2 separate regions of the Homo sapiens genome follow, and region 2 is linked to region 1. A link is a contact called in ENCODE Hi-C or POLR2A ChIA-PET data. All regions are on one chromosome and are shown on one strand. Each heading gives the region's core, a stretch centred on a gene start or an enhancer-like site at or near the end of the contact. The rest is flanking DNA. Distances are from core to core; before and after follow the strand shown. Region 1 overlaps EBF1 (EBF transcription factor 1). Region 2 overlaps EBF1 (EBF transcription factor 1).

Region 1 (4,676 bases), core at 1,146-3,645:
GAAAGGAGGTGCATCCAGGAATAGATACAAAAACATTGAAAGAGAAACTGAAATCAATTCTGTAAACAGCAGAAGTCAAAGCATCGTAGTTGTCATTAAGCACCTACCATTATAATATTCAAACAATAAGATATTTCCTGAAATATCAGATCAATTCTTAAAGGAGAGCTGTTCCCAGTGGGGTTTACTTGTGGTCCTCTGTCCGACATCCATTAGACAGGGTCCCTGTCTTTAGTAGCATGGGTTCAAACAAATGATAAGAGAGGAAATAGATTCCATTCTCTCTGTTTACTTTATTACTATTGATTTATGAATTCCCTCTGATCTATTTCCTAACTGGGCAGATAATATACATTTAGTACCAAAGGTAATTATCCAAAATGAATCTAGTTTGCAACTGGGTGATAAAAAAGAGAGAGGAGACTGATAGATTAAATACTTATCATTAAAAAGTATGGCTGATTGTATTAATATAGATACAAGAGCTTTAATATTCTCACTTTACGGCTAGATATAATTTCCTAGACTAATTGTGAGTTCATGTGGACACTTGGGCATATTTTATTTCTACTCTATATTTTATAGCATCATTTTATAGTGCAAATAATAAAAGCATTATATGAAAAAATTATTTCAAAAGTTTTTTTTAAAAATCTACCACTTGCAAAAAAAAATCATTTAGGGCATTTAAAAAAAAATCTTCATAAAGGGATAGAACATTTAGTTACCACAAATTACTATGGTTTTTAAAGCATCAAAGTTAGAGAAAAGAGCAAAGATTGTATCATTATACGAGTATAAATAAAACAACTTAAATTTCTAGCAATAGTGAATGGATAAATAAATATAGTAAATCCACACTGTGGGAGATGATGCAGCCTATTAACATGTTTATGAAGAAATTTTAATGCGTGGGAAAATGCTTATTAGGCTATGTGAAAAAAACAGGATATAAAACTGTGTGTGTGTAAACACATATACAGTATAACCACAAATACGAAGAAAATGTTCATATATATTTGTTATGTATAGAAAAATATGAAAGAAATATACAAAAATCTTTTTAGTGGTCAACTCTGGGTGATGGCTATTGGATGATTTGAACTCCTTAAATTCTATCCTGTTTTTCTCTAAATTTTCTAAATTAGCACATATTATTTTTATATCTAAGCACGTATTAGAGAGACGGGCGAATGAACAACTTAGAATGAATGGAAGGTAGGACACATGTTGCGTTTGCCCCTGGCTCATAATGACCTGAGGGCCATCACATGCCAGGGACTCCTTTACTGATGCCTCTTTGGAACCTCTCCACTTACAGGCAGAGTAAGCTGTCTGCAGAATCCTACCAGATGTGTCCAAGCGTCATACACTCAGGGATCATCACACTTTTAAAAGACATACGTAGTTATAGAAATACCAAAGTACTGAGGAAAGAGTACAGTGGAACAGTTAAGAGGATGAATTCTGGAGTCAGACGGTCTGGCCAGGTTCCTCCACTTGAGTAACTCTGGCAAATGCTTAATCTATGTCTCAGTCTCCTTACCTGTTGAATCAGGACAGTCAAGTGCCTTCCCTATAGAGATGTTCAGGGATTCAATGGGCTAAATATTTGTAAAACACTTAGAAGACTACGTTATACAATAAGTACTTATCCATTAAATGAATACATCTTTAAAATTCTGATAATATTGATCAGAATCAACTTACAAATAAAGAAATGGACATGGCCAAAATATTTATAAAACATTTGAGCATTTGTAAGTTGCTGAGGCAAGGGTGCAATTTCAGTTGAGCTTAAGTCGAGACTCAGGATTGTAGTGGTTTTAGATGGTTTTTTTATACTGCCAAAGATCTGTCCATCCATACATTTTTATCTAGAATGATGTTGATGATGCTAAGGTTCAAGGGAATAATTACTATGTGCAGTACTATTTGTAGTGTTTTGTTCCCCACTCTATATTTAGATTCTAACAGAAGATGTGAAACTAAATAGATACTCAATAAAAGTTTACTGAATGAAAACACAAATGAATGACTTCACCACAGCTGCATCAAGTTGTCTAAATATGATTATATTTCCACAAAGGAGCCATTGTTAAATGAACTTTCCCTCTATTAAGAACTAGGATTGAAGTATCAAATTTCTTAGAATCTAAAACTTTTTACTATTATAACTTAGAAACAATTAGATGGCAAGATTAAAAGGGGAAAAAGTATTTATTCCAAAAAAAAAAAAAAAAAAGCACAGCTTAGGACTTGAATATCTTCAAGGATCCATTTCTTAGGAAATCTATAAAGATGCAGAAAGCTTTAGAAATGGAGATACCAAGACAGCAATGGCAGCACCAATAAACAGAAATAGACGGTTCATCTCACTAGTTCTGTGGTTTTCTCCTACCCAGTAGAGCGTGACAAGAGAATGTTAAAGTAACTGAAATCAAGAACAATACTGGAAATAAGAACAGTCTACAATGGCAAATTTTTACTGTAATACATTTCGTTACTGAGTGAGGGAGGAAAACAACTGTTTTTAGATACTGTCCATTGTTTTCTATACATTTCAAAGCTCCTCTTCACACATGTAACTTTCAAACTGACAGTGGTAACTTTCAGCATTTTGTGGAGATCTTGGCTCCAATGCAGCAAATAAGAAGTGAAATGTCCCACGGTTGTAAAATCTTGATAAGTTATCCGTGTCACATTTTTCAAATGTGGAACTGCTCACACCACACAGATAATTATAGATGACCAGATTGTAACTGTTTTATTGCTTCTTTTTCCCCATAAATTTTAATTTTGGAAAGTTAAGTGAAAAATGTGGTTTCAATTTCCTACAAATTGCACACAATTTGGTTTTAACAAGAAAATAGAAAGAAAGGGTATGTTCTTTAAAGTGAATTATGAACTAGAGTTTGTTTTCGCTCGCTCAACACCGCAAAAATAATAAAGCACAAAATTTAGAAAAGATGCCTTACAAAATGGAAATCATGAACTATAGTAAGAAAGCAGAAAGTAATTTTTTTTTATCTAAACATGATTTAAGCAATCTAACAGGATAATATAATTGAGCTAGTCTTTCTCCCTCTGGTGAAGCAAGCTAGAAGGAAAGGATACCGGAGTAGAAGCCGACAATCTTAATACATGTATAACAGGAAATCTGTTAATAAGAAAAGGCTTTGTGTATCTCCATCTTACTCTCTCCACAACTGTCAGCAACAACAAAAGAACTATTAAAAGCAATCAATTTTGAAACCATTTAAACATATACCTAGAAACACAACAAAACACAAGAATTTATAAAGGAACTTTTAGTGGAAAGAAATTCTAGCCCTCTGATGGGTTCTGGCTATAATCTTAGAGTTAGACCAACATGCTTTCTTGATTCAAGGTAGTGGTCTGCTACAACTAGCATAACTAAAGGCAGGAACCCCATGAAGTGTCTCGACCACACCAAAACCACCAGCTGGAAAGCAAATAAGGAAATCAATCAACCAGATATTTTTTCTCCTTTCTGCCAAAAACTTTGAGTGAATGCACTTTTCTTCATTAAATTGACCACTGCTTTCACCTTTTTAGCAATGTAGACTGTTAGGCAAAATAAATTATTCATTATTCAGGCAAAAACTATTTCATCAAAGTTGTTGATCTTCATTGACCAAATTCTCCATGGCCTATGTTACTAAATAGCACCACCATAGCTTTCTCAAATTTCTACTTCCAAAAATGTTTACTTTCAGACAGATTGTGACGACCACAAAACTTACCTGCATGAGTATTCTATAAACAAAGTTGTTGTAGACCAAATGTTAACATGAGTCCCTGGTAAAATGTTGTAGCCCTAGATTTTTTTTTTCTGGCTAAAATATAGTATTTGCTAATTTTTTTTCTAACTAGGGTTTAAAGTTGCAAGTCTAGAGTGCTTCTGACTGTTAGAACATGAGGCTGGCTTATGAAGGTCCAGTTATAAGCTGGGACTTGGCAAACTTGAAGTATTACCCATTGACTAATACTTCTATTAGTCAAAACTGTAAACTTCTGGTCAACTACATATTTTACATATTACTGCATGAAGCTCTAGCAGAAGTTCACCATCCTAAATAGCCTTTAAAGGCTTCACAATTAACAAGAGATGATTTACTCTCTTGAAATATAAAAGCTGACTTTTCCCACCCAAAAGCCAATAAATCTTTGGTGTTGGTGAAAGGCCATTCTCTACCTGTAGCAATCAAGTTATGCAACCCTCAGGCAATGACTTTTCATTGAACTCAGACCTGACTGACCACAGCATTCACAAACATCTCAGTCCCCAGTGCTCAACTGACAGTGCAGCCTGATCGCCACGATGTTGCAATAGAAGGAAAGAATTTCCTAGCAAAATGCTCCAAAGCTTCAATAACATAAGAATCCACACAAGGCCATCTTGAGAAGGAAGCAAGTGATATGGTTTACTCTTAAATCCAGGCTGGAGTATTCTTCATTCATTCATTTATTTATTCTGTCAATAACTTTTCCAAAAGAGCCTCCTCAACCTATGCCACTCACCAGCCTTGATTCCAAATCTATGATATCAGATTGGATTTTTTTCTAGTTAGAAAAAGTATTAGCAAATACTACATTTTGACCAGATCAAAAACACCATCCTGACCTGACAAAGACCCCCAAATATTTGACTC
Region 2 (4,643 bases), core at 2,125-4,624, 280 kb after region 1:
ACTAAGACAGATAATCTGTCCTGAAAAAATCTGGACATTTGGGGGAAGCAGTAACCCCCTCCTCACCTCCCATCTCCACCAGGCTTTCTTTAATGCCCAGCATATGCATATGCACCTCCAACAACGAAAGCCTCCTTTCTTACACGTATTTACTAGCAGTCCCAAATGTTTCCTGTGCTATATAAAGTCTACATTTGACTTCAACTGGGGAAGTGAAGGATGGAGCTGGGAGAAGGGGAGGAGGCAAAGTCTGTGGCACAGTCACTAGCACATCTCCAGTTTTAAAATCATGCATTCAGTCTGAAGCCCAAATCGAAAGGTCGCAAACTCACATAAAGCACCGGTGATTTAGAGCTTGCTCCTATACACAGTTCAGCAATGCGTGGAATGTAAAAATACATGGAAACCACAACACAGCAGGGCTCTCGCTGCGCTGCTGGCAGAAGTCTCTGTTTCCCACACAGGCCCTAAATCTAACCCAGCAATGAAACTTTTAAAATTTGTAAAAATAGAACAGTTGGAAAATCTTCACCACTTTTAGTTAAAATATAAAACAAAACCCGCCATCTTTTGTGGGTGCAGTTGCAAATCAGCCACACTCCTCCCGTCTTCGAAGGAATTTTAATGATAAAAAAAAATTTTCAAATGTTGAACTATGTATTTCTTCTAGGTTACCTGGTGAATACATTCTTGGATGCTCTGGTATGTGTAGGTTGTTTTCAGTTTAGCATCTCCACCAAGAAGAGTCTCAAAATGTCCAGTCAATATCAACAGGTGTAACAAATGCCCTGTTTAATTTTCTGAAGAATAACAATAGAACAACTACCACTTATTTATACATTAATTTGTGCCAGAATCATCTCCTGTAATCCTGATTCCTAAATCCTCAGTCCAAAATCCTGTGAGTATAGGTATGATTATCTCCGTTGTACAAATGTAAAAAACAGAATAATTTACTTAATTTTTCCAGGTACAAGTGGTAGCCAGGATTCAAACCCAGGGCCATCTGATTTCAAAGACTAGGCCCTTTCCATTATATTTATTGCATAGGAAGGGATTTCCCTCACCCATTCAAAATGGTTATATTTAGAAATCAAGACACGCCACTGGCTCCTCGATCAGCTCTTAGTTTCCTTGGACTATTACATAAAGCTGCATAAAACCGAGTGATTATTTCTAGCCTCTTCAACAGATCTCTTTTCTATACATTGTTATTCTTAAACATAGGCAAATCCTGTGCCTTATGGCAGATTCCGGGTTACATTATAGAAGAATTCTATGGAAACATAAACCAGAGTCTGTCTGTCTCCCTATCTCTCCGAAACCACCCTCTCCCTTCAAAGCATCTCACTAATATTTATTTTGGAATTGTCATGAACAGTATTATGACATTGGCTTCCTTAAAAATTTAACATTCATGATTAGCACTTGAAATGAGTATATCCAAAGAATGTATTTTGCTCAGTGCTTACAACCAAATTATCTCAAGAGGCTATCAAGAGCTCTCAAGTCATTTTGTTAACTATGTTCTCTATTTAAAGGAGCCCCACACAGAGAGAAGGGAGGGGAAGGAAAGCAAGACTTAAAACCTTGCTTAAAAAAAAAATCAAGTATTCTATTCTGTCTCTCTTTCCCTCCTCTACCTTCTCCACCCTCCCACATCCGCCCCCACCCCCAAACTAAATATAGAGACCAAACACCAAAACCCAAACTTGAAAATTTCCAAAATGATAATCAACAAATCATGGTAACATGGAACACAGAAATTAAATGTAATGCCCAAATTCACAGGAGCAGCCGCCTGGAAGCGGGAAGTGGGGTGCACCTGAGCATGCTTTAGGAAGTTCTGCACACGTTTACCCGCTTTGCAGCCATCCCTTCCTTCCACTCCGCAGCACAGGAAAGGCAGATTCTGAGCATAACTCCAGAGCCCCAGCTTTTCCTACCATTAATCGTAAGATTAGATCCTGGATACAGAAATGCTAAATGATCAACAAACATAGTTAGCTCTGAACTCAAATGAATGTTTTTTTCCTTTCCCTTTCATTGAAGAGAGGGGAAAAAAAGCTTCACATGGCTTCCTTTCCTTGACCTACAACAAATTCCATTAAACCTCAAAAACAATGCTTTGAGATGCTAGAGGATGCAGACAGGAAACTGAAGAAAGACTTTACACAAAAGTTAAAACGTCTTTTTCGGAGGGAGTTAAGGAAGGGTTGTATCTTGACAGTGAGAGCTCATGGCAACTGAGAACATAATTAGATTTGAATGTCATGTAGTTGTGCCTGGGATGCATAGCACATCAAAACAGATTTACTGCTCAGAGTAACAGAAATGTGCAAATGCCATTGGCTGGTAAATAATTAATGATTGCCCCAAAGTTTACAAATGCATAAAATGCCCTACAGATAAAATTCCATCATATTTTCAAGTTACTGAAAATTAGCTTTTTTTCTGGAATAAATATCAGTTATCTGTCCAGGATTGATTCCTCTTTAAGACCAAAAAAGTCTTCATTCTACCCAACGACCTCCTACACCCCTTTGTCTCCTGGGACATCTAATTTATGGGTGTTTAATGTAATAGGGTAAGCTTTCCAAAAATGGTGTAATAAAAATGGGCTTAGATGTCATCACTATTATTACATCTGTTATTATAATATGTAGTGTTTGCAGTGAAAACCAGGCTTGCATCTATATTTCATTGGCATCCATACATTGAGGCCATCTTGAAATTTGACTCAAAGGACTAAAATTCAACATCAAAAAAACTGCTTCAAAGGGATATTCAGCATTGATTTTATTGGGCTTATTTTGGGGAGCACTCAAACTATGCTTTTTTTGACTTGTTGGCCCTAAAATGCAAGAAGGGTTAATCTTGATTGCAAAATCAAGAAACAAAGATACAGGCCTATTGTGCAATAAACAGCCCACATTTCAATGAATAAGTAATATTTCTCACAAACCCAAGTTAGATAGTGGATTTATTTAACCTCTTGGGGTCAGGTAATAAATACTAAGTGAATTATTCAGCCCAATGGCTAATCAATACAATTCCATGATATATTTTTTGTGTTTCATAAAAGGTTGTACACTAAAGGCAGTGAGCAATTATGGAAATTGGGCCAGAGCGCCTCTCAATTCCTCTCTGGCTTGAAACCCCAGCAGGCCACCTTGACAGCAAATCGATTAGTGCTCCAGTGAAGCGGCTCAGTGACCCCTGACCTGCTTCCAGCGAGGCCTGACAGAGGAGAGAGTATTTTATATTTATTTTATTGAATTAACTCCATCTTGCCTGTACCATCGCTTTACACACATTAGGCAGCAAGCTACAAGCTACTTCATTGTCGTTGTTTTCCATTGCTCTTGCTAACCAAGCCCCACCCCTTGCCCTGCAGATTTCTTTGTCCTGGTTTTCCTTTCACTTTTGGCCTCAATGCAAGATTTCAATCCACCCTGAGACTCATGATGGAGCTCCAGGTAATAAAAACCAAGAGCAAGGCACAAGATCCTGCTGCCTGATGCTTCCTGCCTACCTTGTCCAACCAGGACAATGCCCTATCCCCATTTTTCCCCTCATGTTGAGAAACAAAGACCAGTCAATAAAAATCTGGCTTCACATGGTGCTCTTTGGAAAATATATGCAAGAGAACATCAAGGATTAGGGGTATTTCCTACTAGAAAATCAAAAAATAAACCAGAAGCCACTGGTTTTCTCTATTTTTGTGGCCTAATTACATTATTGACTGATTGAAGCCATCAGAAACAGGGGGAAAGAAAGAGAAAGAAAGAGAGAGAGAGAGAGAACGAGAACCAAGGCAGCTGAGTTTAGACCACCATTTCATCAGGGGAGCAATAAATCCAAAGGCTCATCAGCCATCAGTGACTGAAAGCTTACAAGAAGGGAAACATCTCTAAATCACCAAAAATTTTCTGTTTTACTTCTGCTAAATGGAACATTGGTAAAAAATAAAAAATAAATAATAAATTAAAAAAACACCAAAATAAGTGAAAAGTAAATGCCAGGAAGAAACCAAGAGTTTTAAAGTCAGAAAATCTATTTGGCAGCTCTAGATGTTAAATGATACCAAAGGTTAAGTTATCAGCAGAAATTTGACGTTATAAATCACAGGATTGAAGGATCTTGGACCATATTTGAAGGAGGCAGTACAGAGTGATGGTTTCATACTTAGAGGCTGAAATTAAACTACCTGGATTCAAATCCCAGTTTTTCTACAAACTAGCTGTAGACTTTGTACAATTCATCCAACCTCGCTAAGCTTCAGCTTTCCTCACCTATACATAAGGATGACAACAGCTGTTGTCACATAAGCAATGTTGACTGACATTATCATTTTTATCAGATCCCAAATTATTTTATATGGGTAGGCAAGAAATCACTTTTCAGACTTGTTTTATGAATGGAGAGGCTGAAGAATGTGAGGAAACAGAATTTGCCTTCCAAATTATTGCCCTTCCCAGGGTCATGCATGCACAAAAGTATTGTGATAATCACTCACTCCCTTAAAATCTCCTTTTGGGGTTCGAAGGACCTTGAACTTTACCATTAAAAGATTCAGTCCTTGGGTTGATCTCCCCAAAGATTTAAAAGGGAAGTTCTCCTTTCCTGACCCCCAGTGGTGG

The links. A loop is a pair of places that touch in the nucleus more often than their neighbours do. ChIA-PET counts read pairs that join two places held with the same protein, here RNA polymerase II (POLR2A). Pooled maps may share reads with other maps.
Region 2: a loop to region 1 is called in a pooled map, with 2.6 times the contacts of the local background. The contact joins two enhancer-like sites. A Hi-C loop is called at or near these places in 3 of 37 single-sample maps with no recorded cell type and 2 of 50 pooled maps. POLR2A ChIA-PET finds 5 or more read pairs at or near these places in 1 of 52 experiments (WTC11).

What each region holds. Positions count from the first base shown.
Region 1 is chr5:158,750,101-158,754,776 of GRCh38, forward strand. All of the region lies in intron 10 of EBF1 (EBF transcription factor 1), which reads right to left. Among named protein-coding and RNA genes, the nearest start is that of LINC02227, 340 kb to the left of the region's middle. RefSeq lists a silencer at 2,347-2,466. Within about 2 kb of position 2,396, at least 2 of the 41 ENCODE cell types and tissues checked have a DNase peak (open chromatin) inside an H3K27ac peak, as active enhancers do.
Region 2 is chr5:159,031,342-159,035,984 of GRCh38, forward strand. All of the region lies in intron 6 of EBF1 (EBF transcription factor 1), which reads right to left. Among named protein-coding and RNA genes, the nearest start is that of EBF1, 66 kb to the right of the region's middle. Within about 2 kb of position 3,375, at least 2 of the 41 ENCODE cell types and tissues checked have a DNase peak (open chromatin) inside an H3K27ac peak, as active enhancers do.